Linked DNA regions of Mus musculus: region 1 is linked to region 2. Evidence: chromatin loops called from intact Hi-C (ENCODE). Cell type or tissue: heart. All regions are shown on one strand.

The links. Hi-C counts contacts between places; a loop is a spot of excess contacts. Peaks named below come from ENCODE experiments on the same cell type or tissue, not always from the same donor. Only the 100,000 strongest peaks of a DNase experiment are listed, where the experiment ranks them.
Region 1: it touches region 2 in a loop (8-fold over the local background); 39 of 42 quality-filtered maps call a loop at or near these places.

The regions. Positions count from the first base shown.
Region 1 is chr19:46,249,463-46,257,462 of GRCm38, reverse strand. Gbf1 (golgi-specific brefeldin A-resistance factor 1) reads right to left here. Exons shown (of 40, transcript NM_178930.3): 5 at 5,231-5,349; 6 at 3,368-3,476; 7 at 2,846-2,906; 8 at 1,756-1,810. Among named protein-coding and RNA genes, the nearest start is that of 4833438C02Rik, 52 kb to the left of the region's middle. In heart, a CTCF peak has its summit at 3,064 (motif pointing right); no DNase peak of the experiment used is centred here.
Region 2 is chr19:46,132,872-46,140,871 of GRCm38, reverse strand. Elovl3 (elongation of very long chain fatty acids (FEN1/Elo2, SUR4/Elo3, yeast)-like 3) reads right to left here. Exons shown (of 4, transcript NM_007703.2): 2 at 7,617-7,748; 3 at 6,720-6,871; 4 at 5,178-6,497. The coding sequence ends at 6,070. It overlaps Pitx3 (paired-like homeodomain transcription factor 3), which reads left to right. Exons shown (of 4, transcript NM_008852.4): 2 at 3,378-3,507; 3 at 3,687-3,889; 4 at 4,267-5,187. The coding sequence starts at 3,390. The coding sequence ends at 4,854. Among named protein-coding and RNA genes, the nearest start is that of Elovl3, 5.0 kb to the right of the region's middle. In heart, CTCF peaks have their summits at 3,516 (motif pointing left) and 4,313 (motif pointing right); DNase peaks (open chromatin) are centred at 3,521, 4,111, 4,721 and 5,411; H3K4me3 peaks cover 2,386 bases; H3K27ac peaks cover 1,967 bases; H3K27me3 peaks cover 6,372 bases.

The DNA of each region.
Region 1 (8,000 bases), 120 kb before region 2:
GGCTCTAAGGTGCATAGTAGGCAGCAGGTGTCCACAGAACCCTATACCACTTTATCTGTACAATTCTACATTCTGAAAGACAACAGTGGCTTTATAAGAATAGCGCAGATCTTAGGCTAATAGTCATGACAACATGCAGGCTAATCAGTCAGTGAAGAGAGCTGAAATTGGTAACTACGCAAACACAAAAAATTGAGACAATGCAATCAAATAGGACAGAGACCCCTTGCTAGGGAACCCTGACTCACAGAGTTAATTCATCCGCAGTGACTGAATGCTCGAAATCACCTCTGGCGTGTACAGCCTTGTCATGGTCACGTGGACGTCCTTTATCCCCTACTTGTCTCATCTTTTAAAGGCAAGGGTATCTTAAGGGCCAGGCAATCTTGAGCTCACACTCCTTCCCTAAACTCACCTACATTTTGAATTTTAAAGGACAGATTCTAGAAAATTCCCAGTGTCCTGGTCCCTAGTTCCTTACTATCGACCTAGAGATCTAAACTTTGCAATGATCCCTTTTATGTAACAACAACAACAACACTTCTCACAGGATGAAACACCTTTTCCCACCAACATAGCCATGTATTCAGATTTACACAAGGACTATCACGCTCTCTACTCCAGCTCTGAGACAAGGGAGGGGAGAAGGATCTCGCTTGAGGTCCCTGTAGTTTCCCCAGAAATGGTGGGTCTTTCCCACACGATAACAGCAGGACCCACGTTTTCTAGGCTCATTTTGTGATGTTTAAGGCTTCATGCTGCTTCCAAGCAACCAGAAATCCCAGGAGAATTCCCAGTACTGCAAAACTATAAACACATGCAACTTTCAAAAGCCAAGCTGTTATAGAGCGGGTAAGTTGTGCTCTGAACAACAGAAATGGAACCCAGTGTTACATATAAAAAAAAATTTAAATAAATAAACCAAAAGGGGGGAGGAAAGGGAGAGGGAGAGAGACCTTGAGGTTCTTAAAGAGTAGTACCCTCTCTAACTGGTTCAGGGCTTTGGTCTGCTCCCCACTACTTAGCTCCAGTTTGCTGAGGAGACATGGAGACATCTGTGAAAGACAGGCAAATGCACGATTTAAACAGAGTAAAACAAACTCAGACACGCGCCAGCAGGGCACAGGGCGGGAATGGGGATGAATGGGAGGGAACACGGGCAGGTCAGGTGCATGCACCAAATAGCCAAGGGTCATTGCCATGGGCAGAACCTCATCAGAGGTCTGAGATGTCCAGAGTTTCAGCTCAAGAAAGAAAAAGGCCATCCCGATCACCATTCTTTTCTCAGAAATCTGGGAACCCTTTGATCCAAAGCACAGCTTGATTTGGTCTCTTCAACAGAGACCATCGTAAGCACAAGCCGAGTCTTAATCAGCACGAGGAGGGGATTTGGGGCACAGCCTCTCTAGGACTCTTACTTGCTGACAAGACTGAGCCAAATGGGATGGCCAGATTTTCATTTTGTCAACATGCATCTTTACCCCAGCTTGGTAAGCTGTGTCCAGTTTCCTTAAGGATTGACTCACTAGCAAATGTGGTTGGTCAACAAAGACAGGTAGGTCAGAGAGGAAAGGTGGAGAAAGGAGACGCACACAGGAGGTGTATTTCTGACTTAAAGGAGTGACAGTTATTTGTAGATTACAAGTAGACCCATCTAAGTGAAAGCATGTCTTTGCTACTAAGCAATAGTAGTACTGAAGTTCAGAAGTTAAGGTGGTTTGGACAGGGGACAGCAGACGAACTTTCAGACCCCACCTTCTTCATGTTGGTTCCCACATAGCTCTTGGGTTCTTCTTTAAACTGAGGTAACCTATAAGACAGAGAATAGTATGACCGTCACTGGGGATAATGACAATGTTCTTCTCTAGACCTGATCCAGTAATGGTGCATTGGCACACAGTATCTTGTCTCTTAGTTAGAAACAAGCTTCTTATAAGAGCTAATTTCACCCCCTTTGGAACTTTGGAGCTATAGGAATTGTAATATGTAAGATATTGACAAAGTAGTCACTGGGACAGAGTGACTAAGCACCCTTGGAGTTCGAAGGCTCTTTTCATCACTGAAAAGCGCTGCTAAAAGCCAAGAGGTAGTCAGGCCTAGAAAGTAAAAGCAGGTTGGTGTTTCAAAGGCATTGAATCCGTGGTGTAAGAAACTCTCAGTAGCAGAATCCGAGAACAGTTTAATGTACAGATAATAGGGATTAAGTCTGAAAGCAAAAAGAAATCTCATTGGTTGAAAAGTCATGGCTTTGATTCTTCCCTCAGTGTATCTTTGGAAAGGAAGTATAGAATAGGCAATGTGATCTAGGACAGAAAGGTTTCCTGGGCTCCAAATGAGGGAGTCCTTCTTAGGGAAATCAAAGATCAAGGTTTCCCTGGAACTAAAGGGTCTGCCAGGATATGGAACTTTTGAGTGCTAACATCAGGAAGTCCCAGGCAAGCCAAGATAAAGGCCAATTAAGTCAGCTTTTACAATTGTTGGTTACCCAAGCCTTGGCCTTCTTGTACAAAATCAGGCTAAGTTTAGGGAGCTCAGCAACCTGTTCTAGGCTGCTTAAATTTGGCATCTTCTCTGTGCTCCCTTTCCCAGATGCTACCTGCACAGAAACAGACACAAGTTTGGGAAGCAGAGATTAAATAACCCTCCGCTTCCCTGAGGCCACGGGAGTTCTCTCTTCCTTCTCCCTTGCTCAGTAACCCTGGGCCCAGAGAACTATTGCTATCTACAGTCCCAGTGGCCTCTGATGTGGTTGTGGGGTTGGCCAGGTCCCTAAAGTGGCTGTGTGGAAGCAGGCAGACTCAGGAGGCCTGGGCAGCCGGGCAGAAGCAAACAGCAGCAGGTTTACCTTGTGAAGAGCAGCTGCACCATGTCTACCAGAGTGTGCTCTGCGGATTTTCTCAATAACTCTGCACAGGCAAAAACAAATAACACAGGTGTCATTACTTGCTGTGCTATTATCAGGAGACCTCTCAGAGCAGACTCCCCTCCAAACTGTGTTTACCAAGGATTATGCCAAACTTATTAAAACCAGCTCGAGCTCAGCCTGGAGCTATAACGTTACCAGACCACTAGGTGGTACTACGGAGTCAGGAAAAAGGGGACACACTAGAAGGGTTTTCTTGGGTTATCAATTGGTGTCAATTCCAGAAACCCTAAGGGAGAAGATTTGGTTCTGGAAGCGAGTCTGACTAAGATTCATCCCAACTCCTGCCCTACAATAGTGGGTTGAGAACTCTATTCTAGCTTCAGAACAACCCCCCTAAGGTTACCCAAGGTGGACGATGGATAAATCCTGTTTCTCTGGGCTTCAGAGACAGCATCCCCATATACCCCAGGAGGATGAAAGACATAGTATTCAAGGACCTACCACTGAGTCTCATTTCAAAGCAAATCCGGAAGCAAGACTGCATAATCTCACATACAGATTCATTTGTTAAGTGGGTACCCACTGGGGTTAGCAACAGAGTTCGGAGAACCTACAAGGAAGAAAGAAGACACTGATGAACAAAGCAGGGTGAGTACAGCTGATTTGTAAACACACCTAGAGAGCTGGGCTTTCCTTGGGAAGCAGAGGCAAGTGGATCTCTGACTTGGAAGACTGTCTGGTCTACAGAGCGAGTTTTAGGACAGCTACACAGAGAAATCTTGTTTTGAAAAATCAACCAACCAACGAAAAAACAACAAAATGGAAAAGTAAATTTTAAATAATTTCTTCTTCTTTCTTCTCTTTCTTCTTTCTTCTTCTTCTTCTTTTTCTTCTTCTTCTTCTTCTTCTTCTTCTTCTTCTTCTTCCTCTTCTTCTTCTTCTTCTTCTTCTTCTTCTTCTTCTTCTTCTTCTTCTTCTTCTTCTTCTTCTTCTTCTTCCTCCTCCTCCTCCTCTTCCTCCTCCTCCTCCTCTTCCTCCCTTTCTCCTCCCCTCCCTTCCTCTTCCTCCTCCTCATCGTCATCATCATTGCTTGTGCTATGTGCATGTTCATGTGTGTTTATGTGTGTAGTTTGGGGATGTGGAGGATACACTAGTACATGGATATCAACATCAGAAATGTGGACCAACTTCCCTTAAGGCTGGGTCTCTCACTGACCTAGAACTCATTGATTAGGCTAGACTGGTTGACCAGCAATACCCAGGATCCTCTTGGCTATGCTTCTCTGGGACTCTCACCACTATGCCTGGGGATTTACATAAGTATTGGGGAATCTCACACTTCTCTTCATGCCTATAAGGCACAAAGTTCACTAACTGAGCTAACTTCTCAGGAGATCAAACTCACATATGCTAGGCCAGTGCTCTACCAGTGAGCAACATGCCCAGCTTAGGGGTGAGGTTCTCCTTACTGCCTGTTTTGTCTGAGATAAGATCACGCTATTTAGTCCAGGTTAGGTTGAACTTGTGGTCTCCAGCTTCAGTCTCCTACGAGTTCCAATTACAAGTATGCATGACCATGCCCAATTTCAGGGTTTCTTTTTCTTTTTCTTTTTTAAGTTAGCAAGAAGTAAGCTGACCTTAAAGCTAGGTAAAATGTCACAAGCACTTGGGAAGTCAAAACAGGAATAAGAATTCAAGGTCATCCTTAGTTATATGAGACCCTGCCCCACCAAAACAAAAACAAAAAATTAAAAAAATTAAAACAAGTGTGGTGGTGCACACCTTTAATCCCAGCACTCTGGAGGCAGAAGCAGGCAGATCTTGAGTTTGAGGGCAGCCTATTCTACAGAGTGAGTTCCTGGACAGCCAGGGCTACACAGAGAAACCCTGAGTCAAAACAACAGCAACAACAACAACAACAACAACAAAAACCCCAAAACAAAAACTCAAAATAGCTACTCCCATGTACCTGACCTGGGAGTCCTCTCTTTGCTTCGCACAGTCCTGACATAGTTCATAACTCACTGGATCTCTAGCCCACAGGCCTAACAGATAAACGACACAGACACAGTCTACCAGAGGCACAAGATGGAGTAAGGGTTTCTGGTATTTGATACCAATTCATTTAAAGCTCTTAACTATTTCCCTTAGAAAAAGCTTTTACTTTGGGTACCGAGCTCCTTGTTTGGAAACAGTGAGTCTCTAAAGCCTCAGTGGAATCAAAGCACAGCTTCACGCTGCTGCCGGCTGACCCAGCAAGTAGAGCCGGCCTACGAGCTTCACACTGCTGCCGGCTGACCCAGCAAGTAGAGCCGGCCTACGAGCTCTTGGCCATTAGCCTGGTTGTTCTCCCCTCCCACTTACCTGAAGGATTTTCATCAGGACAACTTCATCACTGGCAGGATCTGTGCCCACAAAACGGGCGTGAGTGACAGCATCTGCCATGTTCTCCATGCCCTCTGCTGTGCCCTCATGAGTTGGATCTGCTCCGGCAAAAGAACAGATTAAATTATGTCAAGAAGACAGGAAAGGGAAGATAGCCTGTCTATAATTGCTTGGAGAAGACCCTGGCCTTCTCATGAGTCTCCTAACCTATTGTTTTGATTTGCTTTTATGATTTTTTTTAGCAACCTAAAAATTTTACCCATTATACTAGTGGTGGTAGTACATGTCTTTAAGCCCAGCACTTAGGAGGTAGAGGCAGGTGGGTCTCTGTGAGTTCAAGGCCATCCTGGTCTACAGAGCAAGTTCCAGGACAGCCAGGGTTATGCAGAGAAAACTTGTCACAAAAAGAAAAAAAAAAAAAAAAAGAAAGAAAAGAAAAAGAGAAATTCTCCACCAACTCAAAAAAGCACTTCCTATGTATCAAAATTACCTGTAGTGTTTGTTAAGCACACACACAGCCTGGCTCACTTCTAGAAGCTTCTTCTGCTGCTCTTGTGTCTCTCTCTCTCTCTCTCTCTCTCTCTCTCACACACACACACACACACACACACACACCCCGTGGAGCGCAGTGATGAGGCCATCCAGCCACAGTGAGCCCCCTTTCTTCAGCTCTCCAGAGCTGGTGTTACAGTGCTCAGCTTTTCTCTGGGTAGGTAGTAGGGCTCCAAACTCAAGCCCCTCATGTTTGTGTGGCAAATGCTTTACCAACTGAGGCCCTAGAAGCTTTGATTTTGTAGGGTACAGTGAGGCCTAAGAGCCTGCATTTCTAAGATCTCAGGTAGTTGATTCTGCTGGTCTAGGGACACACCTGAGGAATCACTAGTGGTAAGCTACTCATTTTGTAGTATAAGGGTCTTGAAAAAGGAGCAGGCTGAGTCAGACCTTTGAATGCCAAGGTTACAGCTTTTCTCTTCTCATCTTTAACATGACTTCTCTTTGGTTGTTTTGGTTGTGTGTTCTGGTGCAATTGAATTAAGGGAATGAGGGGAAACAGATGGTTTGAGCTACCAGTGCTGCTCTTTGGGTGGCATACTATAGCAGATCCAAGGCTCTGTATATTCATTCTCATTGAAAACAACACTCAGCAAGAATCATGGTACTAAGGCCAGGTGTAGTGCTATACACTTGGAATCCCAGAACTTGCCAGGCTGAGGCAGGAGAATTAGGAGTTTGAAGCCAACCAGGACTATAATATAGAAAGACCTTGCCACCTACTCCAATTAACTTGTTTTCATCTACTTACTTAGATTTGTTTCTTAAGACAGGACGAAGTCTAGGTATGTCTTGAACTCACTATGAAGCTAAGTGTGGCCCTGAATTCCTTATCCTCCTTCCTCTGCCTCCCAAGTGCTGGAATTATAAAGCATGTGCTGAACACACCCAGCTTAAACAAAACTCTTGTCCTTTAACTAACCAGGCTGTAGGAGGAAAACGAAACAATCGGAATGGGGCTGGAGGCTGGGGACTGGGAGCAGGCAGGATTTCAGCTGTGGAAAAGAGGTGAGAAGCTGATGGTAAGTTCTGTGGAGAGAGAAACTCTGCTTTTACTCTTGTGGCAAATAGCCACCAGAAGCAGGCTAAGAAGCTGCCTCCAGCGATGCTGAGAGTCCTGCAGAAGGCTGCTTGCTCTCAAGAGTCCATTCTGCTGCTTAGTCTTGAAAAGTGAGCTCACGGAGAAAAGCAGGAAGAAAGGCCTGATGAAGCTCAGGCTGTGCTGAGGCTGAGGCAGCGCGGAGAGCAAGAGCCCTCCCGACGGGGTGGTAGGAGTCAGCTCTTGCCACCCCTCCCTCCTTTTTTTCATTTGTGAGACAAGGTCCCTGGCTTGCCTGAAACTCACTAGACCAGGCTAACCTTCGTCCCTCTGCCTCTGCTCCAGAGTGCTGGGCTTTCAAGGTCTGTGCCACCACACCTGGCAATTTTCCCCTTTTTGGTACCTGAAATTAACAGAGTTCCTGAGCCTAAAGCTTGGGGGATTGCCAAGAAACCTGAGCATTTCTCTTTCAACAATGAGCCAGAAGACTTCTGTTAACTGTGAGTACTTCTGTTGTCTTTTCTCTACTGTCTTCTTGGCACTAGCCTCTGACATGTCCAAGACTCTGTCTTATTTTAAGTACTAAGTGGCTTCTAGAGAGACATGCAAAGGGGAGGAGTTTGAGGACTCAGAGCCAGTGATGATCCAGCCTCTCTCTCTCTCCCCTATCACCCTCCCGGCTCCCTCAATCAGCAGGGGAAATCCTATTCTTTATGGCCCCTGTCTAAACACTCTTGCAGCCCTGCTTGAAAGTCCTTATTGAGGCCTTCAGGGCCACAGGAAAGCTAGGTCTTTCTTGTGTTAGAAGACATGTCAGATTTCAGTGAATAGCAGCCTTGCTCACATCTCAAGGATCCTGGGAGTCTGTTTCTTTCTCTCTTTCAGTAATTTAGTGATAAAGTGGTTTAAATTATTTTGATCTTTTTGTATTTTCATTCCTTTAACTTGAACAAAGTAGCAAAGTCCATTTTTCAAGAAGGCAGGTAATAGTGATGGGTCCTTAGAATCACAGGTAGAGCCTGCCAGCAAGCTACTGCCAGTCAGTGCTACAACTCATGACCTGCAGGTACATGGGACGAAACTAAAGGTCAGTTTGTGGAGCAGAAAATAATCTCAGAAGCCTTGGGCTGCAGGATCCAGAGGGCAGGGGGTGGTTTC
Region 2 (8,000 bases):
ACGGCAACAGAGGGACACAGCTTTTCTTGCGGGCAAACCTCACTGTCCCCTTGGCCAGTTCTGCGTTGCTTCTGTGGCTCCTGGAAAAGTCAGGAGCGTGGTTTGAATTTCAAGGTCATCTGGAGTCTGAAGGAAGGGCTGGCTGCAGAGCACCTCAATTTCCAGAGCTAACTTCCTCCCACATCTCCCCAGAAAATTTGAAGCCCTGCTGGTCCTGCTGTCACAGTTCCTTGCAAGGCCATCTCCACTCCAGGGGACACATTGTTGGGCCTAGGTTTTCCATTGCCATGCCTCCAGCTCCTGTCGTGAGACCTGGAAAGGGAAGTTAACTGACTACCTCCATCCTTGGCCCAACTCCTCTCCTTCCCTACTGGGTTCCCTCCTGTCTTACCTCTCTAGCCCCAGGAAGAGTCCAAGAACAAGACCCGACTGCCAGTGGAAAGAGCAAGAATTCTGTTCAAACCCAGTCCTACTGTCAGCTTGGCTTGAGTTAGGGCTGTGTTCTCAGAGCTGGTTGAAGAGGGTATTACCATGTACAAAACACAGGCCATTGTCCAGCCTCACATCCTTCTGAAAGGTTCTCAATAAATTTGGATCAGCCAAGAGATGCACATCTCGATCAATCCGAGCTAATTCACCACAGTAATGCCATAATGTCCCTGATAATGGGGAGAGGGTGTTGGAGACAGAGACACCCCCACCTAGCTCTCTCCTTCTGACCCTAGTTTCTGTTTTCTGCCCAAGAGGCTCTTGGAGTCAAGAGACCCATTACTGTCCCTTTTCTTTCCTCCCATGCGAGGTCTTGTGAATGTCAACCAGAAAGGGGCCAACCAAGGGGAAACTCAGCAGGGACCCAGGCAGACTCCTTCAGAAAATCAGGCTAGGTCTGAGATAGGAATCCTGGCAAGAAGTGGTGTGTGTGTGTGTGTGTGTGTGTGTGTGTGTGTGTGTGTTGGGAGAACTGTGTACATGAGGTGGAGGAAGAGATGACTGGTAGGAGGTGAGATATGTTTTGGACAAGCAAAGGAACAGAAGGAGCCTATGTCCTTTGTAGGTTTCTTTTCTTCTTTCTTGTTTTTTTATTTTTGTTTCAATTTTCAGATTTTTAAAAAAATTTTATTTGTATGACTGTTTTACCTCCGTGGAGACGAGGTGAGGGACCTGGGTTCCCCGGAACTGGAGTTACTGATGGTAATGGCTGTGAGCTACCATATGGATGCTAGAAATCCAACCTGGGTCCCCTGCAAGAGCAAGTGCTTTAAACTGTGGAGCCGTCTCCCCAGCTTGGTTCTGATATGGAACCATTTACTAAGCCATTTACAAGCCATTTACTAAGAAAGTATAAATAACTCAAACAAGCAGACCCGCCCTACTGTGGAAGCAGACCTAACCCTGAGAGGACTTCAACAGAGGGCTCCAAGGAACACAACTTGGAAAAGCCTCTTTAGGAGCCCACAGATTTAGCTCAGGTCCTAACTGTACTTGTACTTTAAGTTGCTTTGAGTCTCAGGTTCCACCTATGAAATGGGTGGGTTGGGCTAACCATTCCTAACCTCAAGGTCTGAAATCTGAAATTCTCTGAAATCCAAAAGCTGAGGTGGGGGGTACATCCAGTTTTGGGTTTTTAAAAATTATCTTGTTTTGTTTATGTGTATGGGTATTTTATCTGCATGCATGCCTACACGCCGAAAGAGGGCATCAGACCCCATGGGACTACAGTTATGGGTGGTTATGGGCCACCATGTGGATGCTGGGAATTGAACTCAGGACTTCTGGAAGAGCAACCAGTCCTATTAATTACTGAGCCATCTCTCCAGCCTGCAGTTTTTGGAGCTTTTGGATTAGAGATGCTCTACTGGAAATCTAAACACATATTCTTTGGGTATATGTGTGAAAGTTTTGTGTGTGAAGGTGCACATGCAGAGATGGATGGAGGCCAGAGGTTAACATCTGGAGTCTTCCTCAATCATTCTGTCTCTTAGTGTTTTTGTTTTATTTTGTTTTTGTTTTGTGTTGTTTTGAGGCAGAGTTTCTTGTTGAATTTGGATCTGGTCAGTTCACCTTGACTAGCTGGCCAGGGGTCCTCCTGTTTCTATCTCCCCGGTGCTGGGGTTACAGGGTGGTGCTTTGTGGATGCTAGAATAAATCAGACTCAAGTCCTTATGCTTGTATGACAAGTACTTTACCATCTGAATCACTGCTTGTCTTTTCAGGCAGGGTCTCATGTAGCTAAGGCTGGCCTTAAACTCCAGGTCTGCCTTCCAAGGGTACTAGAATTACAGATCTACATTACCACACCTGGCTCTAAACAAATATTCTGTTTTTGAAAAAGAAAAAGAAAAAACAAAAACAAAAACCTTTAAAGCTGGGATAGTAGTGGTGGCGGCAACACACACATGCCTTTAATGCCAGCACTTGGGCTACAGAGGCAGGCAGCTCTCTAAACTGGAAGCCAGCCTGTTCTACAGAATGAGTTCCAGGACAGCCAAGGCTACATAGAGAAATCCTGTCTAGAAAAACCAGATAGATAGATAGATAGATAGATAGATAGTCAGACAGACAGACAGACAGACAGGCAGACAGGCATGGTAACCCAGACCTGAAATTCCAGCATTCAAAGGTGGGAGCAGCAAGGAAGATCAAAAATTAAGGCTAGCCTGAGCTACATGAGACCCTGCCTCAAACAAACAAAATGGAGTAGCCGTGGCACTAGGCATAAGCCCAACAATTAATGAGTCTATCGTACATGTGCTTACATAAAACCTCTCAGTGTACATCTTTTTTCTCATTGGCCTTCTTTCCCAACTCTTTTATTTTTCCCAGTGTATGGGTGTCTTTCCCTGCATATATGTTTGTTCACCAGAGTACCAGAGTGCCTACTCCCTGGGGCGGGGGCGGGGGGGGGGGCAGAAGAAGGCTTTGGATCCCCGGGAACTGGAGATTCAGACAGTTGTGAGCAGCCAGTCATGTAGGTGCTGGGAATTGAAGAAACATCCTCTGGAAGAGCAGCCGGTGCCTTTAGCCGCTGAGCCATCTCCTCTGCCCCGCCCTACTCTATTCTATAGTGCACCATTCGGGATAGCTTTTTGTCAGTGGATAGGAAAAGAGGCAAGAATGTTATGAGGAAACCCTATTAGGAGCCTGATAAATCGATAGTTTGTTGGCTGTTGTTGTTGTTTGTTTGTTTGTTTGTTTGTTTAAGACTGTGTGTCTCACCGTGTGTTCTTGGTTGACCAGGTACACACTGTAGAGTGAAGATCTTCCTGTTTCTGCCTCTTGAGTACTAGGGTCACAGGCACGCACCACATCAGGGTATCCCTAAGCCCCTGATCTTTACTTCTATTAACCTGACATATGTCTTCTCTTTCCTCTACTAGAGACCTCCCTCCATGGAGTTTGGGCTGCTTGGTGAGGCAGAGGCGCGAAGCCCTGCGCTGTCGTTATCGGACGCAGGCACTCCACACCCTCCGCTTCCAGAACATGGCTGCAAGGGGCAGGAGCACAGTGGTGAGCGCGCCCCCTTCTGGGGGTGGAGGAGAAAACAGTTTAGCCTTGATGCGGGGTGGGAGCGAGAGTGATAACCTGAGCGGGAGCCAGCCAGGGGCTGAGGAATTCCTTGAGGCCCCTGAACCAGAGACTCCGCACAGGCCCTAGCGCCCTATGACCTGCCACATTCTGGCCCTCAGACTCGGAGAAGGCCTCGGCCTCACTGCCGGGGGGCTCCCCCGAGGACGGCTCTCTGAAGAAGAAGCAGCGGCGGCAGCGCACGCACTTCACCAGCCAGCAGCTGCAGGAGCTGGAGGCCACCTTCCAGAGGAATCGCTACCCTGACATGAGCACCCGCGAAGAGATCGCGGTGTGGACCAACCTCACTGAGGCCCGCGTGCGGGTATGGCCCCACCTGCGCGCACCTCGCTCTCGTGCCCCCCACCCCCCATCCCAAGTAGCTGGTGACTCTGCGGGGCCGGTGCCACGTCGGGCCCAGTTCCCCACCCTCCTGCTGCCTTGCCTGCCACCCCCATCACTCGATTCCTCGGCTGGGACCAAGGCTCTACCTTCCCCTCATCTCTCTTTGATCCCGAGCTGTTCCCCCAAACCCTGCGGCCCCTGGCTTCACTTCTCTGGCCCCCAGGCTCGGTGCGCTCCTCCCTTCCAGCCTGCATCCACCATGCACCTCTGATCTTCCCCGCCCGGGCTCGATCCTACTGTGGGTGGCCCAGTCCCCAGCCACTCCACCTCCTGACAGCCTTTCTCGGATACCCGCAGGTGTGGTTCAAGAACCGGCGCGCCAAGTGGCGGAAGCGGGAGCGCAGCCAGCAGGCGGAGCTGTGCAAAGGTGGCTTCGCAGCCCCGCTCGGGGGCCTGGTGCCACCCTACGAGGAGGTGTACCCGGGCTACTCGTACGGCAACTGGCCGCCCAAGGCTCTCGCCCCGCCGCTCGCCGCCAAGACCTTCCCGTTCGCCTTCAACTCGGTCAACGTGGGGCCTCTGGCTTCACAGCCTGTATTCTCACCGCCCAGCTCCATCGCCGCTTCTATGGTGCCCTCGGCCGCCGCTGCCCCGGGCACCGTACCAGGTCCCGGAGCCTTGCAGGGCCTGGGCGGGGCACCCCCCGGGCTGGCTCCAGCCGCCGTGTCCTCCGGGGCAGTGTCCTGCCCTTACGCCTCGGCCGCCGCAGCCGCCGCTGCAGCCGCCTCCTCCCCCTATGTATACCGGGACCCGTGTAACTCGAGCCTGGCTAGCCTGCGGCTCAAAGCCAAGCAGCACGCCTCTTTCAGCTATCCCGCCGTGCCCGGGCCGCCGCCGGCCGCTAACCTTAGCCCCTGCCAGTACGCCGTGGAACGGCCGGTGTGAGCCGCAGGTCTGTGGATCCATCCCCGAGGGCGGGGCAGTAATTCACAGCCTCTCCGGACAGGGGTCGCCTAGACTGGCTTGCCCTCGTCCCAGGGTCTGAAAGGGGTGCCAGAGCACCCGGGAAGAGGCCGCGGGCTTCGAAGAGGGCCTTTTCCCTCGCAGCCCCCGAGCGGTGGTCTGACCCCTATGCGGAGACCGCGCCCCTAGGACTAAGGCCAGGAACAGGGACCAGCTCCCCCAGGGCCAATTCACCCTTGGCTCACCCCGCCTTCTCCAGACTCCCCCTATCCCATTTTCAAAGATCAATGAAATAAACGTGCGCGGACTGTCAAAGGCCTGATGATTCAGACTTGCGGTTGAGCCCTCCTTCCCTTCATCCTTCCCATTGTCCAAAAGGACAGCTGGATGTACAGGAACCGAGTGAGCGTCCAGGCTTCTAAGGTTGCCGTCTCACTCCTTTCCTCCAGGATAGGGAAGCAGGGTCTCCTGGAGTAAAAGGAGTATGAAGCTTGGTGTGACCAGCTAGCTGACAGGGATCGTTCTCTGCTGGTGCTGCGACGCCACCTGGTGGTCTCTGGGAGGACAGCCGGTAGGTCTGGTCACCCGTGCTTCCACGCAGCGATCTCTTCTGCAGTTTAGCCTATGATTTTAGGACTTGTTTCTCACTGTTCCTTTCAGAGGCTTGGGTCTCTAACAGCAATAAACTTCTAGTCTGTAAAAGACATTTATTAAGCGCCTACCAGGCCTAGAATTCTTATTGAGTGTTTGTGTGTGCCTCTGTCCTTCCACACACCCTCAGGCTCCCCCCCTGCAGATCACTCACTCCCCAGAGTCAGCCTCCTCCTACCACAGAGTCAGTCCACTCTCCCCTCCCCTCCAAGTCCACAAATCCTCAAGATCATGTTGACCTCTTTTAAAAATAGAGCAAGAAGAGAAAGATTTCTAAATATAAATATAAATAACTCCATTTTAAGGACCTCAGTCCTATCTCCTTCCTAGGGCTTGGTTTTCCTTCACATTAAAGACAGAAACATCAAAGTACCAAACCACACACCCCCTATCCCCAAGGGTGACATTTCTTGGTTGTCATAGCTTCCTGCAACTTTGAGGGTACATATCCCATGGGGGAAACCATACAGGGAGGTACCCTAATCATTCTCCCATACCCTTAGTGCCACGGAGGAACGGCTGAGGCTCCATCTTTCTTTCCTACTCTCATTGGCTCTTGGATGCAACTTTGCCCTTGGGCCTGAGGTAGGCTCGGTGGAAGAAGTGAGCGAATAGGATGAAATAGGTCCCATATAGCATAAAAGACCAGAAGAAGTGTTCCGTTGTTGTGTGGCATCCTTTCTCCTGCCTCCAGATGTAATTCAGTATGCCAAAGATGGTGCCCAGAACCATCTGCAGAATCTGCAGGCTGGTGATGACCATGGGGAGAAGATTAGGATGCTTCAGTTTGGCAGCCTTCATAGTGTAGTAAGTGTACATGACAGAATGGACGCCAAAGTTCATGGTCATGAACCAGCCACCCGAAGGCACTTTGTTCTTGTATCCAAAGCTTGTGAACAGTAGCACTGTGCTGTGGTGGTACCAGTGGACAAAGATGAGTGGACGCTTACGCAGGATGATGAAGGCCGTGTCTCCTGAGAGGTGAGGGATCATAGTCGTCAGGCCACCCAGTGCTGGTACCACTCCCTCCCCGGGGTGTGTGAACACATCTGGAAATCTCACGGTGTGGGTGTGGGGTGGGGATATCTCACTAAGACCCAGGAGTAGGGCCGGGACTCTCCATGTGATGGGTAAGGGAAGAGCGCTGGGGAAGGATTCAAGTCACTGGGCACCGGAGACAAAGCCCCTGCACTCACCCAGTTCAACAACCTTGCTGAGAAGAAAGAGAAAGGACCAGAATCTGACTACGGCGTCATCCGTGTAGATGGCAAAGCACACGGTTTGCTTGAGGCCCACTGTAAACATCACTGTTGCCATAAACTTCCACATCCTCAGAGTACCCAGGATACTGGAGTGAGACCATGCACAAAGGTATGAAGGGATTAGGGGATGGCCAGGCGTGAACCTGACCCAACCACATCCACGTCGGAACCAACTCTCTATCACCTCCTCACCCTTCCGAGGGGAGTGTGGCTACAGCTTTTGAGCTCCCGGGGCCAATCTGGTAGATCTAACAAGTATTCTCCATGAGATATGGGTTAAGAAAAAGCCAGTGGATACAGGGGGAGAGGTGAAAGTCAAAGTTAAGCACAGGGTTCTTGAAGTGGGTTGCCAGTCAGAAGGAAAAAGTGGCAAGAGACAGAAGGACGTGGTAAAGGAGGGGCTGGGGAACTTGATGCTCTTCGATTGCTTTGGAAGAGCAATTTGGGAACTGAGATATTTAAGGCTAGACAATTTTGTCGGCCGTATAGATTTCCCGAGCACAAGAGGAATGGGGTAGAGCCTAACATCTGTATTCCCAGAACTCAGGGGACTGAGGCAGGACGGTTGTGGTATTTGAGGCTAGCCTAGGTTACACAGTGGGCTATTAGAGCAGTCTGGGGTGCAGATTAAGAGACTATCTTTTAAAGTAAACATTTTAAAGAGGGGTGGAACAGAACAGAGACCATAGCCTTGGGCTCAAGGAAGAGAGAAAACCCAGGTACTATGGAAAAGAAGTCGACGTGGCTGAGGATTTGAGAAACCCTCAGGGTAAAATGGAGATGTAAGGACTAAAGAACAGGCAGAGAGCATGGGGTGGAGGACTAACTTACCTGAATATTGCCAGGAAGAAGGACCAGAGGATGAGAGGCCTCTGCAAGCTGAAGCTCTTCCGCGTTCTCATGTAGGTCTGGCCAACAACGATGAGCAACAGATAGACGACCACTATGAGAAATGAGCTTACCCTGGAGGGCAGAAAACAGATGGATTCACAGTGGGCGTTGCTTAAAAGAATGCCCGCTCATCTCCCAAAGGGGCTCCTTTATACTAGAGCTTCAGCAGTATGATGCTTTGGTTTCCTTATCTTTATGGGGTAGTGGGGTGCCTTGGCAGTATTCACAGATCTAAAGTACCTAGCACAGGGCACATTTGAGATTTCTGTAATTATGACTTTGTCAATGAGGTCTCAATGAAGGTGACAGTTGTCTGCCCCCAGC